3 separate regions of the Homo sapiens genome follow, and regions 2 and 3 are each linked to region 1. A link is a contact called in ENCODE Hi-C or POLR2A ChIA-PET data. All regions are on one chromosome and are shown on one strand. The core of a region is the stretch at or near the end of the contact, and the rest is flanking DNA. Distances in the headings are between cores, read along the strand shown. Region 1 holds the start of MAP2K3 (mitogen-activated protein kinase kinase 3). Region 2 holds the start of ELAC2 (elaC ribonuclease Z 2). Region 3 overlaps KSR1 (kinase suppressor of ras 1).

Evidence for each region. A loop is a pair of places that touch in the nucleus more often than their neighbours do. ChIA-PET counts read pairs that join two places held with the same protein, here RNA polymerase II (POLR2A). Pooled maps may share reads with other maps.
Region 2: a pooled map shows a loop between it and region 1 (15-fold over the local background). The contact joins the promoter of ELAC2 here to the promoter of MAP2K3 in region 1. A Hi-C loop is called at or near these places in 7 of 50 pooled maps. POLR2A ChIA-PET finds 5 or more read pairs at or near these places in 2 of 52 experiments (AG04450 and endothelial cell of umbilical vein).
Region 3: a map of gastrocnemius medialis shows a loop between it and region 1 (7-fold over the local background). The contact joins the enhancer-like site here to the promoter of MAP2K3 in region 1. A Hi-C loop is called at or near these places in 2 of 168 maps with a recorded cell type or tissue (endothelial cell of umbilical vein and gastrocnemius medialis).

The regions. Positions count from the first base shown.
Region 1 is chr17:21,282,844-21,287,695 of GRCh38, forward strand. It overlaps MAP2K3 (mitogen-activated protein kinase kinase 3), which reads left to right and starts at 1,868. Exons shown (of 12, transcript NM_145109.3): 1 at 1,868-2,126. The coding sequence starts at 2,078. RefSeq lists enhancers at 940-1,440, 3,517-3,576, 4,717-4,852, 4,788-4,852 and a silencer at 1,327-1,856.
Region 2 is chr17:13,015,580-13,020,431 of GRCh38, forward strand. ELAC2 (elaC ribonuclease Z 2) reads right to left here and starts at 2,448. Exons shown (of 24, transcript NM_018127.7): 1 at 2,124-2,448; 2 at 1,492-1,542; 3 at 1,283-1,353; 4 at 189-253. The coding sequence starts at 2,368. RefSeq lists enhancers at 1,764-2,264, 1,776-1,885, 1,906-1,965 and a silencer at 2,486-2,565.
Region 3 is chr17:27,567,018-27,571,869 of GRCh38, forward strand. All of the region lies in intron 2 of KSR1 (kinase suppressor of ras 1), which reads left to right. Among named protein-coding and RNA genes, the nearest start is that of LGALS9, 62 kb to the right of the region's middle. RefSeq lists enhancers at 72-1,024, 2,778-3,538. Within about 2 kb of position 2,379, at least 10 of the 41 ENCODE cell types and tissues checked have a DNase peak (open chromatin) inside an H3K27ac peak, as active enhancers do; they include gastrocnemius medialis, where a contact is called at or near this core.

The DNA of each region.
Region 1 (4,852 bases), core at 618-3,117:
GCTGCTGCGGCAGGACCATCCCTGGCACATTTGAGGGGCAATACTGAGACTCTTGAACATCCCAAGAAGCAGAGTGCACAAGGCGGAGTGTGGCCTTGTGCAGAAGTCAAGGCTGTTGGCCAGTGCCTGAACCCAGAAAACTCGCTGGACTAGCCTTGCAGTTCTGGTAGAAAGGAAGCTGCTCCTGGATGCCCATTTTACAGACGGATAAGCACAGGTCACCAGGGATGATATGGCAAGGATGGAGGCAGCCCACAGTGTTTTCAAACTCACATTTCCTGGGCACCTAGTGAGTGCCAAGCCCTAGGCCAGGTGTTTCCACTCCTGAACTCATGAAACGCTTTCAGAGACCTTATTGTCCCCATGGGATAGGTAAACTGAGGCACAGAGCTGCTCAGTGACTTCTTTAAGGTCATCCAGCTAGTAAGTGGAGGAATTGGTATTGGAACCCATACCTATCTGAGCCCCAGACTCATGATTTTCCATCCCACTGCCTGGGAAGGGTGAACAGGAGACGCAGGAAGAGAATGGTGATGGCTGCAAGGCTTCCCTCTTATCTCCTGTGGCTCCCCACTCTGTGCATGGGGCCCTGCATCACCCCCACTTTACACCTGGGCAAGCAGAGGTCAGGCCCGGCCTCAAGCCTTTCTAGCAGGTGGTGGAATCTGCTTCCCTCACGTGAGGTCCCTGACAGGGTACACATGTCTGCCTGGAGGCCAGGGGCTGACCCCTTGACCTTTGCCTGGTACATTCTGCCTTCACTAGCCCTGGCTTTACATCCAGAGTCATCTGTTCCCAGCGCCAGATTGGTCAGCGGTTCCTGAAATCCCCCGAGGTTCCGTGTGGGAGCAGAGGGAGGACTGGCCCATCCAGCCATTATGCAGATGGGCAGACTGAGATCCTAGGAGGAGAGGAGAGAACGAAGGTCCAGGAGAGAGCCAGGATGGGGCCTCGGGGCTCGCGGGATAAAATGCACCGCATGCCGCCTCACTCCCTCTGAGACACGGTTTCCCCCTGTGTAGAACAGGGGCAGCAGTAACCAGCCACGAAAACTCCTCGTGCTGCCTCGTCACCGGGCATCGCTGAGCTCACCACCGACCCCGCGCCCTGGCCGGGCGCCTGGAGCGCGGGCGCGGGCGACGTTTGCTGGCGCCAGGCCCTCAGTGCGTGTTAGCGAGCAGCGCCGGGAGATAGCTGTCACCGCCGCCCGCTCACAGATGCGTAGACTGAGGCTCAGGTGTCACCACCTGACCAAGGCTAGTTCCGCTACAAAGCTGCCGACTCGGATCCGAACCCGGGTCCAATTTACAGAAAAGGAAACTGAGGCCCAGAGACACTAGGGAGCTTGCTAGGGTGAGGCAGCTGCAGGTTCAGAGAGCCAGGAGGCAGCCCAGCAGCGCACTTTTAACCCCCGCCCACTTCGGCAGGCCCAGCCGTGCCACCTTTAGGGATCTCGGGTTTTTTCCAGACGACGCACCCAGGAGAACGCGCCCGCGCATCGCACCCGCCGGGGCTGCGGGTCTGGGGGTGCCGGGCTGGGCCTGGGCGCCTGCAGGGAGCAGCGGGCTCAGTGGGTCCCGGGAGTGGGTGGGGCTTGCATGTTGACGGGCAGCGCGAGGGGCGCGGCTTTAGTCCAGGGGGCGGAGCCTGACCGGACCTGGGTTTTTCGGGCGGCTGGCGGACTTGACAGAGAGCGGGAGGGGCCCGGATCCTGGGCCTAAGGAGGGTGGGGCGTGTGCTTGACAGGCAGGGACAGGCCGGCGTCTGATAGGCAGAGGACGGGCCTTGGAAACGAAAGGACCAATCGGGCACGCAGGGGCGGGGCCTGAGTCAGCGCAGTTCGGCCGGGGTCTCCCCGGCGCTGCCCAGTCTGTCTCCGGCGCCGCCCGTCGCGGACTCGTCCTTGCTGCAGTCGCCGCCGCAGTCCTCGCCGCAGTCGCCGCCGCCGCCGCCGCCGCCGCCGCTGCTCCTCCGCCTGGCCTGGGCCGTCTGCCCGCAGCCATGAGCGTGCTCGGCCCCGGTGGAGCCCGCAGTCCTCTAGATTAGTCTCCACCGCCGTCCAGGACCCACTTGCAGCATGGAGTCGCCCGCCTCGAGCCAGCCCGCCAGCATGCCCCAGTCCAAAGGTAGGCGCTCCCGGCCGGGACCTCGGCCTGACCCCGCGCCTAATCTGGGGCCGGGCTGCAAACCCCGACCTTTCTTTGGTCCCACCCCATCCTGTTCTCGACCTGGCAGCGGCGTCCGGTCCCGGAACCCCTTCCTGTTCGGGGTCCCGGGACCAGCCCCCGCCTGGGCCCTCACCTGGACCCCCACGTTAGGCCTTGGGACTGCACTCAGGCCCGAGATCACCCAGGCTGGACCCAGACTAGGACTTTGTTCTGCTCACCCCATCCAAGTCAGGAGCCTCATTCTGACCTCATTTGGGCCTTATGGCTGCAGCCTGGACATGAACTCTCCCAGTCTTCTCCCTCAGCGGGACCCAGGTGAGATTCACACTGGCCTTCACCTGGGTCCTTGGGCAGCACCCAGTCCCATTTCTAGCTTCGGGTCCCAGGGCTGTATCCAGGTTGGGATTTAACTTGAGTCTCCATCTGGGCCCCAGAGTGCTCCTGTTGTTGCGGACCTCACTGTACCCCCTATGCGGGTGCTCTGGCTACACCCCAGCTCGGAACTCCCCGTCCTTCTCTCCCCCAGCTCTTCTTATCCTTATAGGCCCTATGTTGCCCCTTCCCTGGCTGGCCTGCACCCTGTCCTGCAGCCCTGGGCTCCCAGGAACCTTCCTTGTCCTCCCACCCCTCCCTAAGGTACAGCCCCCTCTCTACCGGCCTCTCTCTGTCTTGAGTTGCAAGCTTCTCCCTGCACTGGGGGTTCTCACCCCATCTTATTCTTGTCCTGGCTGCCTGGGATCTGGGCCAGCCGCCAGGCCAGGGTGCTGGCTGTGCAAGGGATTTGCTCTTCTCCAAGTAGCTGGCCTTCCTGGAAATTTTTGTGAGGTGGCAGCAGCAGGATTTGTCATGCGGAGGGGGAAGGATGAAACTCGGAGGGCAAAAGGGGAATTTTTTTTTTTTCAGGAAGAGGAAAGGATGTTTTTGGTGCGTCGGAGTTTCAGTAGGCTGGGTTGTGCGAGAGATTTCCAAACCGGACATAGCCGTAATGAATGGGCTGCCTCCTGGCTTTCTGAACCTGCAGCTGCTTCACCCCAGCAAGCTCCCTGGTGTCTCTGGGCCTCAGTTTCCTTTTCTGTAAATTGGAAGTAATCGCACCTGCTTCTGTGGACGTGGGAGTGTGGTGTGGGGTGGTGAATAGTAAAGAGCTCTGAGGCGTTCTCTCAGCGTAGCACCTGGCGCAGAGCCGGTGCTCACCAGGGTACACTGGCTGCACACATCTCGCTATTGTTTCCATTCTTCTTGCTGGAAAGGCCTCCACTGCTGGAAGTGCAGCCTCAGAGTGAGCAGGAGGAAGCACCTAGCAGCGGGCACCTAGTGGGCACTTCATCAGGGGTCAGCCGCTCTTCTGTTCTGGAGGGTGCAGGCCAATGGGAGCCCTATGTGGGCCTGGGGAGGGCATGGGCTCTTCCTGGCCCCTGCTGCTGGCTGCTATGGTGGCTGGAGCCGGGTGGGCTGGATAATTATGCCTTACATAAGTGGGAGGCCGGATCCCTGACCATTGCCCAACCACTGTGAGTAACTCGGGAGGCACTCGACGGGGGAGGTGTCTGGGGAGGGACTTGCACTGCACAGACCTCGTGGAGCTTGGGAACCAGGAAATCAGACACTTCTCCACTCTGGAGAGCTCGGGGAAGGGTAGGAAGCACTGTTTGTTTTGGAGGCTTTTTAGCTCTCCAGGCAGAGAATGCCTCATCAAAATAAAAGTTCCAGTTGCAGAGTTGTGAAAGGAGAGGGGTCATAGATGCAGTGAGAATGCTGTGAGAGGGCCAAAATGAACTTCTAGATGTGGACCCAGGTCCTAGATGAGGTTGAGGGGGCTGGATGGAGGGTCAGGGACCTCCCTCAGGCCCAGGGACTCTGTAGTCTCTTTGGGGTCTGGGGAAGGATGTGGTGGCAGAGCCACAATGCCCTTCACCAAAAACCCTATGAGCTCCTTCTTTTTTTCCATGTGCCATGCATTTTCTCATTTATTCCTCATAGCCCCATTTACTGATAAGGAAACTGAGGCGTTAAGTGCCTTGCCTGAGGCCACACAGCTGTGACAGGCGGAGCTAGGGTTCCCCCTAGGACTGTGTTTCCACAGTGGCCTTCCCCGTGCTCCCCTATGTGCCCCTCCCATGCTGGATGCCTGAGCTGAGCTGGTGGGGTGCCCCCACCCCTGGCCTTGCTCAGAGCATGTGCAGTGGGCCTGTCCTCATGGCCACGTCAGACCTAGAGGACAGACTGAGGCAGAGGTGATGCCTCTCCTGTGCACAGCGCTTTACACTGGGCCTGTTGCATTCTCGCTGCAAAATCCCACTCATTTGACAGATGCAGAACTCAGCTTGGATGGAGGAGTGGCCGGACTGCCCCCATAGGTGGAGAGCCTCACTCTGTGCCCACCCCATCCTGGGCACTGGGCCTCCCAGCACTGATCCCTTCTCCACCTTCTCAAAGGAATTTGAACAAAGCAGGGAGTGGCTGGCGCTTGACCTTACTGGAGCTTTACCTTTGAGCTTCCTGCCTGGCAGCAGGTGCCCTGCACTGTTTCCATGCCATGGGCCTGGGGAGTTTTCTATGAGTGTGTGAGGCCCTCAGGCCCACAGCTCTGCTGGTTTTCCCCTGGCCTCCTTGCCCACATGGCCATCTCTGGCTGGGGTTAGAGGCCAAGTGGCTGGCGCTGGGGCCAGTGGGTGGGGGCATGT
Region 2 (4,852 bases), core at 1,198-3,697, 8.3 Mb before region 1:
AGGTAAAGTAACTTGATCAAGGTCACATAGTTAATCAGAACTCAAGTCTTTTTAACTTGAAAGGGGAAGCGTTTCAACGACCAGGTATCTCTGGAGGGCAGAAGACTGATTTGCAAAAAGGAAAATTCTTGTTACTGATATTACAAAAGGAAAGATTGCTTTTGAAAGATGTGTCAGGAAAGACTCACCAGTTGTGGAGGTCCAGAAAGTACACACTTTGGAAGCCCGGTTTCCTTTAAAGTAAGAATCATTCCTAAAAAGGATGCATAAAATCAGATCTCTCATCAATTTGACCTGTCGTCACTAACAGGAGGAGCACCCCGTACTAATCCAACTATTTATCTACATCTCCACCTTCCAGCTTTGGAAGTACAACCAGGGAAGATGTACAGAGCAGAAGTGATGCCAGCTAGAGGTGTAACAGACACCAAATATTCTTTAAATGCCTCTAGAATGGGCTGAGCTGTCACTAGGGTGAAGCAGCAAGGCACCCAGTGTGCAAAATGTAAGGAATCATGCAAGTGAAGGGCTGGCACCCTAAGTGCCTCACCCTAGTCTCAGCCCTGAGAAGGGAGACTGGTCTAACACTTCACTCCTTCCGGTCCATGCCACCAAGCCCACACAATTTGGCTGCAACACAATCCTGACCTTCCGGTTGATAGACATAAATGACAGGGTAATCTGGACAGTGGGTATGTGTGTGGCTGCCAATGTGCCAATGGCGTCTGCGGTAAACATATTAACTGTAATCACCACTGCTAGACTCTCCAGTTTACTGCCACAAATCTCTGTCCCCGCAACGCAAGAAACTAAGTGGATGGTAACACTTAAGAGGTGGTATCCATATTAAAATCTGTTCTCCTGAGTCACAGCTTTTAATGCTCTGTGCTGCTGCTGACTGGGCTGGTATAAAAAGAATTCCAGGCCAGGTGCGGTGGCTCATGCCTGTAATCCCAGCACTCTGGGAGGCCGAGACAGGAGGATCGCAGAAGTTTGAGACCAGCCTGGGCAACATAGCAAAACCCCGTCGCTACAAAACATACAAAAAAAATTAGCCAGGTGTGATGGGGCACACGTGTGGTCCCAGCTATTTGGGAGGCTGAGGTGAGGGGATCACCTGAGCCCAGAAGGCAAAGGTTGCAGTGAGCCAAGATCACGCCACTGACAAAAAAAAAAAAAAAAAAAAAAGTAGCTGCCCACCCCAGACTTGGAAAAATGGTAAAGCCGGTTAAAATCCCAGAGACTTCCCACCAGCCTCTGACACTGCAAAGAATATACTCACCACTTAAGCCCCCAACATTAGACCAGTGCATTCGTGTCAGGAATATGTTGTCCAGGCGAGCAACCTTTAACCTAAGAATGAAAAAACATTTAAACAGGATAACATGAACAGAACAAGGACCACTTTTGCTATAAAAAACAACTGGCCTCTCATTTCGGCTTTCAAGCCCCGTAATCAACTCCCCCTCCGAAAGCAAGAGACTGACTCACTTGTGCTCCTGCATGAGTCTCTGAACGCCTTCTCCACAGTTGAAGAGATACCTACAAGACAAACATTACACAAGACATTCAGAAGGTTTTATTCTGTAAACTCTCTGACACCAATTAGATGTTTTATTGTAGACTCTGGAAAAAAAAAAAAGAAAAAAAAATTAAAAGTCCACGTTGGACTACCGAGCCACATTTATGCTGGTGGGTTTTGAGCCCTCCTTAGCAGAGGTGGAGAGGAGTGGGGGCCTGTGTGTGTGGGTGCTAGGACAAAATGAGTCCTTTCTCCACCACCGGCTACACACCAGATCTGTCCACCCCACACGCTAACAACGACACACTGGCCTTGGGGTGCACGGAAGAGGGTGGAGCTCCGAAAGTGCTGACAGCCAGGCCGGGGCCCAAGGGTTGGGAAAAGGACGCTCAGACCCAGGCCTGAAGTTCTTCACAGATCCGCAGAAATCACATGGATGCAAAGAATCTCGGATTTCCCACCCACCATAACTCCACGAACCCCCGCAACAGTGAACCACATGTGTGAAGCAGGGAAGCCGAAGCCCTGGGAGGTGCCCCGATGCTCAGAGGCTGCGCCGCACTGAGGGCCCAGCGGGACGGGGCGTGGCTCGTTGACTGACCGGTTGAACTCGGAGAAGACGTAGAGCGCGGCGCCCGAGTCCCGGCTACCCGCTGCCACCACCTGCAGGTACACGGTGTTTGGGCCGCCGGAGCACCCCGACGGTCCGCGCTTCTCTCGCGTGCGCAGGTGCCGCAGCGGGTCCTTGCGCGGCCGCTCGCGGCGGGCGGGTGCCTGCGATATGGTGCGTCCCTGCGACATGGTGCGTCCGGCCGCGGACCGCAGCAGCGAGCAAAGCGCCCACATGCGCCCGTCTCCACCAAAACTGAGAAAGCCGCCGGTCACCTACGCCCGCGTTTCCCGTGCACCACCTAGCCGCTCCGCATGGCGGATCCAGCCAATCAGCGCGCCGTGCACCGAGCTTCCCGCCTACGCGAGGCTGCTCATCCAATAGAAAGGAGCTTTACCGCTCGGGACTTGTCAATTGACAGTGGCCATAGAGTAGAGGAATACTAGAGCGTCTCAAGCGGCCCCGCCCCTAGTTCTGTTCCGGTTTGCCGGCCGCAATTTTTTCCGGAAGCTGTTTTTCTCCTGGGGCGGGACTTCCGGAAGCACAGTGCCAGGAAAAGCCTTCCTGGGGAAGGCGGGACCTAGGAGTTTGGAGTTTCGCTAAAACGCTCCTGTTCTCACCAGATAAGAGCTGTGTCCTCCGGGCACGTCAGTCCCTCAGAGCTTGAGTTAGAGGTGGTTGTAGTGGTTGTGAGGATTAAATGTGAGGAAATCAATTGTATTGAGCATTAGCATAAGCGCTTTGCTAATTTTATTTCCATTGTAATTCGTATGCATACATGTTAGAACTTGATCATTTTTACGTGGTGTCCCGAGCTTGTAGTCCCAGCTACTTGGGAGGCTGAGGCAGGAGAATCGCTTAAGCGCGGAGGCGGAGGTTGCGGTGAGTCGAAATCGCGCCACTGCACTCCAGCCTGGGTGACACCTCGAGACCCTGTCTCAAAACAAAACAAAACAAAACAAAAATTGTAGTGTTTTTTGGAAAGAAAAGCAAGAATAGAGGACAAGCTCTAAAGCAAGAGTCTTGGCTCATTTGTTAGCTGCGTGATCTTGACCTCTCAGAGCCTCAGCTTTCTTATGTGTAAAATGTAATAACAGCAATAACAGTATCTCCTACTTCAGAATATAGAATTCAGTCACCTGATAATATATCAATAGACCTTTGAGTGGCACTGTCACAGAAGAGGCACCCAGTAAATGATAGAAAATTAATACAAAATGTTTCAACTCCTAGACAATATAGCTGACCAGGGACATCACAGAGGTAGATGTCCCAATACCAGCTTTTTGAAAAAAACACCCAGTCCCCTCTTATGTAGCTAATGAGGATTTCTCACTGAAAGGGATATCAGTTAAAGCCGCTAGAAATACAGGGAGCTCCCTTAAAAGAGGAAGATAATTTACCTGGAAGCTCCACTCAAATATGATTTTTTAAAGATAATTTACCTGGAAGCTCCACTGACATATGATTTTTTTAAATAAATACTGAAAGATGTCACTTTTATTCAGGAAGTAAGGGAGATTCAAGTCATGTAGATTCCTACTCGAAAATCTTGACACCTGACTTTCCAGGATCACATTTTCATATGGAGACCAGTTTCCTCTTGGTTTCTTCAGTTAAGTCAAAACTACACGTTCCTCTTTCCCCATATATTTTTGCTCATTAGTGTATTTCTTGAGCTGTTTTCATTCAAATATGAAATTTTTTATGGAAGATTATCACCCACGGTGTGAAAACGTTTTGTACTTGAAATAACCATCCCAGTGAGGGTCAGGAAAACACTTCAGATCTACTTTACACAGTTAGAGGGCGTTACAAACTGAAAAGATTATCATACCACCATCTCCATAAGTATTTGAAATAAAAATGATAGTTTTTAAAAGTTGCTTAAAGCCTGGGCACCGTGGCACATATCTGTAATCCCAGCACTTTGGGAGGCCAAGGCGGGAGAATAGCTTCAGGCTAGTAGTTCAAAACCTGCTCTGTGGCCAGGCATGGTGGCTTATGCCTGTAATCCCAGCACTTTGGGAGGCCGAGGCAGGTGGATCACCTGAGGTCAGGAGTTCGAGACCAGCCTGGCCAACATGATGAAACCCCGTCTCTACTAAAAACACAAAAATTAGCCGGGAGTGGTTGCATGGGCCTGTAATCCCAGCTACTGGGGAGGTTGAGGCAGGAGAATCACTTGAACCCCAGAGACAGAGGTTGCAGTGAGCCAAGATCACACCATTGCACTCCAGCCTGGGTGACAGAGGGAGATTCCATCTCAAAAACAAACAAACAAACCAGCTCTGGCAACAAAGCGAGACCTCATCTCTACCAAAAAATACTAAAAAATTTAAAAATAAGTAAAAATTAGCTGGACATGGTGGCACACACCTGTTGTCCCAGCTACTCTGAAGGCTGAGACAGGAGGATCACATGAACCCAGGGGTTTGAGGCTGCAGTGAGCTATGATCATACCACTTTACTCCAGCCTGGCTGACAGAGTGAGACACTCTCTACAAAAAAAAAAAAAAAAAAAAAAGAAAAAGAAAATTAATTCATTAAAACTACTTTTAAAAAGTGTAGTGCAATAAATAAAATACTGATTTTTTTCCTGTGATGACTGCTTTGATCCTTTTAAAAAATATATCAAATTTCACAAACAAAAATACATTGGTTCCTCTATTTTATTGGTGCCCTATGTGCATATCTATCTGTTGGGTAATCTCAAACTA
Region 3 (4,852 bases), core at 1,129-3,628, 6.3 Mb after region 1:
CCCTGTTACTCAGGGCTTGCAGTGTCTTAAGGTGTGTAACTTAATCTCTATGAAGCTCAGTTCCTTAGCTACCAAGCAGTTGTGCCTAGGCTACTTACACGGTGGTGATAATACCAATAGTTGTTATTTTTATGATTAGACTGATTGTGAAAAGGGAAAATACTTCAAGAAGCTGTGTAAGAATCCATGTGCCATGGCCCTGAGTGGGTCTCAGGACCTGGGCGTTAGGGTGTCGCTGGTGACGTGGGATCTGTTTCTTCTTTTCAAAAAGAAGAAAAGTGCATTGTCACCAAAATGGGGGTGGGGCTCACATCTGTAATCCCAGCAATTTGGGAGGCCGAGGCAGGAGGATTGCTTGAAGCCAGGAGTTTGAGACCAGCCAGACTGACATAGTGAAACCTCGTCTCTTTTTTAAAAAAAGTTGTAGTGGGTAGGAGTGGGCAAGAACATGGACTTGAGGAGTTCCGCCCATCTGCCACCTTCTAAGCCACTGAGGCCTAGGACCTGGCTAGGCTTCAGGTGAGGCCACGAGCCCAGAGCCGCATTGCTTCTGGATTGCACAGGGCTCTGGGCCCACAAGGCACTCATGTGACTTGGCGTCCCTTAGGCAGAGGGAGGTGATTCTCAGGGCAGACCTCAGGGACATCTTGACCTTGGCTCCCTTCTTGGACTAGTGCAGAAAACCTGGAAGGAATGAAACCTTTGCACTTGGGCAGGGAATGCGTGCTGGAAACTGGCTCGCCCTCCCGGGGGCATGGTATATCCTGGCGTTGGTTACTGGCAAGTGTGTCTGGACACCTGGATCCTGGTCCTGGCACCATTGTTTGGGGTGACCCAGGCAGGTTTTCTCCTCTGTGAAATGAGTGCTGACTAGATTGTCCCTAAGTTCCCTTTGGAGCCTGCCTTTGATCTCGGCAGAGAAGGGGTTTCTTCCCATCCCCTTGAAGATCCATTGGCCCCTTTCGTGCCCCTAGAGCCTGGTAGCTGTGGCATTGGTCTCCCCAGCTTCTCCTCGGCCATCTGCTCAGGGTCTCTGTTGAGGTCCCATAGCTTTGATGCCTGTTACTGCTGTGGGGCAGAAGTTGTTTTCAAGGTTTCTGGAAAACCACAGAGGGGCTGCCTGAGGGGAGCAGGAGCTCCTGAGACACCTGTCTCCTAGTTGGACCCCCATGGGGCAGCTCCAAAACCCGACAGCTCTTGTTCCTAGGCGGAGGAGCCTGGTTCTTCTGTCTCCAGCTCTGGGCTCACTTGCTGTGGCCTGGCTCATCTCCCATCTGAATGGACAGACCACCCCAAAGGACAGACCTCACGTGCTAAACACTGGGACATGTCCCTCTGGTGGACGGCATCTGTGATTTGGCTTCTGGCCCCACAAGGGACCCACCAGACTCCAAGGCTGGTGCCCGAGGCCTATTTGATAGTCTGGACGCCCTCTGGCACCAGGGCCCTCACTGGCTGAATTCCGAGCTCTTGCCCTGTGCATGTGGAGGAGGAGGGGACTCGTCTGACCATTCTCTTTTTCAATGGTGTGTCCGAGCAGGGGAGAATGGGGAGGGGGAGCAGTAAAGATGCCGGGGACATGGCCACACCCAGGAACCCCTGTTTAGTTCTGTCAGTGCCTTGACCCCCAGGAGAGCTGGGGTCCCCCATGGGGAGTTACATCTCTAGCCACACCTAGCACCCTGCACCCTCCTCATAGGATTACCGCATCCCAGTTTGCCGGCAACAGTCCCAGCTGAGGCCTGCTGTCAGGGCTCTGCCTTCCGTAGAGGAATAGTGTCCCTGTTGAGGGGCACGTCCTGTCCCTACCCTCCTCTGTAGCCCCATCCTCAGCCAGCTGCCATCCCTGAAAGGGCCTCTGATCCCAGGCCCTCAGCTTTAGCCCCTGCACATAGCCCTATTTTGTGCAGGGCGGGACTTTCTCATTTGCCAGTCCCCTAGAAGTCAAGTGTCACCCAAGGTTAACGCAGCTTTTTGGCTGTGGCTCACCCTCCCACGTTCCATCCTGACCCACTTTTCCTTTTGAATGTTCTTTAAACATTTAAAAAATTTAATGTATTCATTTTGACTCAAGTTCTAGTGTGGGATCTTGTGGATAATACTGTTTCTTTTTTTAAAAAGAATTAAAATTTTACAATCACGCATTTTGTAAAATGTTACAAAACATCCTGGGAGTAGGGAAACCCACTCTGTAGAAGCCTTCCCATCTCCTCTCTACATTTTGGGAGTAATTGGGGGACACACCAGTGCCCAAAGCTGGAGTAGCTGTGTGTGTTTCTCTAATGCAGGACACATCCGGCCATTTTCACACAGGAGCCTGGTTTTAGAAATGTGTGTTGATGATGCAGAGAAAGGTGACAAGATGTGGGTGTGCCCGCAAGCCTGTCCTGCTGACTGTGTGCTGGGGGTTAGGTGGGGAGGTGGGAAAGGAGGAGGAGCCAGGCCCAGGGCCACCAGCAGGTGGAGCCCAACAGCATTGCTATGTGTTTGGGGGTTGCCAAACTCTGGCCCTTGGGCCAAATCTAGCCCAGCACTATTTTTTGTAGAGCCTTGTGAACTAAGAATGGTTTTTACATTTTGAACTGGCGGGAGGAATTAAAAACAACAGAATATTTCGTGACCCGTAAAAGTTACATGAAATTTGTTTCAGTATCCATAGTTAAATTTTATGGGAGCACAGCCACACCCATTTGTGTACGTGTTGTCTGTGGCTCTGGTGGTGCCACAGCAGCAGAGTGGAGCAGTTTCGACAGAGACCATGTGGCCCACAAAGCTGAAGAGACTCTGTGTGGCTTTCAGAAAAAGTTTGCCTATTCTCACACTATGTATTATACCTCTGGATTTATAGAAGGAGGAATGGGGCCTTTCCACGCTGATAGGGAGAGCAAGGAGGCAGCCACAGGACAAGCTTTCCAGGAGGGTGGGCTGGCCTGGAGAGAAAGTGGTGGCTGTGGTGACAGCGGGTGCAGCTGGAAGCTAGATATCTGGTCCCAGGCAGAGTTGAAAAGTGCCAGCCTCCTCCAAAGGACTGGAGTGGAGGCTAAGTGGGATTAAAAGGGAACATGGAGAGACCTCCTTGGAGGAGCCTCCTGCAGCTGCTTTAAACCCCACTGCCAGAGCTCACCCTAGCTGGGCCCAGGGATAGAGCGGTGTGGGGTCTGGAAAGTCATATGTGACCTGTGATGCCAGTGGTGGCAAATAAACGCTGCCCTGGGAAAAAGGGCTCACTTCATAATGCAAGGCAGTGGACACAAGGGCTGGCTGGTGGTGGGTTGAGATGGCCTTGTTCTGTGTGGCCTTGAGCAAGTTACCCGCCCTCTCTCAGCCTTATCTCCCATCTCAGGCTGTTAGGAGGATTGCATGTGCTGACCTCTGTGGTTCATCTGACAGTGCCTGGCACGCAGGACATGTGTAATAAATGCTTATTGCCCTTTCTTGAACCCCTCTCATCTCTTTCTCCCCTTTGACCTCTATTCCTCCACACCCACCACTGTACCTTCTTTCTAAACAAGCTTTCAATCCCAGGCTTACCAATGCATACGTGAGAAGAAGCCAATCCTGAAGGTTCCAGTTCAAGCCCAGCTCCCTACTGTGAGCCCCTATTTGCTTTGTGGAGAGGGAGGCAGGGACCTGGGCACAGGAGAGGACGTCTCCTGGGACAGCTGTGAGTTTGGGCTGGGCTCGAGTTCAGTGGAAGGAATGTGGCCTCCTGAACACAGCCGTGCTGTGGCCACATCTGCCTTCTGGTCTGGACATCCCCAGACCTGTTCTGTCCTGGGCTGCCTTAGCCAGACTTTGGGCCCCAACGCCTGTCTGCCCTCATGGTCCGCACCTCCAGAAATTCTGATTTGGCCGGTCTGAAGTGGGGCCCAAGCATTGCGATTCATTTTTAAAGTCCCTGGAAAATTCCAGGGCACAACCCGGATTGAGAGCCGTTGATTTGTTCTAGGCAGAACCACTCATTTTATAAATGGGAAATCCGAAGCCCAAAGAGGGGCGGGGACTTGTCCGAGGTCAGGGGCATTGCGGGGACCCAGTCTGGCTCTTTGCTTCACTGTGTTGGCCTCTAGGGAATGGTGTTAAGAGGGGAGTTTGCCCTCAAGGAACCAACTGACTCTCCTGGGAGGGGGTTTTGTTTGCCTTGCTTCCCAGGGGTGGGGTAGTGAGGAGGCTGGGCCCGGAACTGGCCACAAGCAAAGCCAACATCCCCAGGCTTTCTGCTGATTTCTGTGGAAGCCCCTGGAGGCTGCCTGACCTGGGCTCTTGCCTCAGCCCTTCCTGTGCCTCCCAGAATATCTGACTGTTACTATCCAAGTCTCACTCCTCCCTCTCCATGAGCCCCAATGGTGGGTGCAGGTAGGAGAAACATCTGTCAGGTGCTCCCTTGCCAATTTGAGACATGTGGCTCCCAGCCTGGGCTGCCATAGAAACCTTCTCCACTTGCTCCTCTCTCTCTCTCTCCTTCCAGCCCCGCTGGGCTCTGGCCTCAGAGGGATGTGCAGGGTCCTATGTCACCACCCACAGGGCTCTAGGAGCCCACCTTTGGCCTCTCTGGTCTGACCAGTTCCTGGGGAAAGGTCTGGGGTTAAGGATCCCTTTCATCACCCATGCACACCAGTGATCCAGGTTCCACAGATGGACCTGTGTTCCAGCAGCACTGCCTGAGGCATGTTCTAGGGATGCAAAACTGAACAGAAACACAGAGCCTGGGTTTGCTTCTTGATCTTCCTTCAACCCAGCTTTCACCCGTGTTCTTGCGTGAAGTGCAGTGTGTTTGTATACGTGGCCGGTACAGCAGCGGTGCCGCCCCTGGCATTTTCCTGGTCCACCTGACTGGCCACAGGGAGTGTGG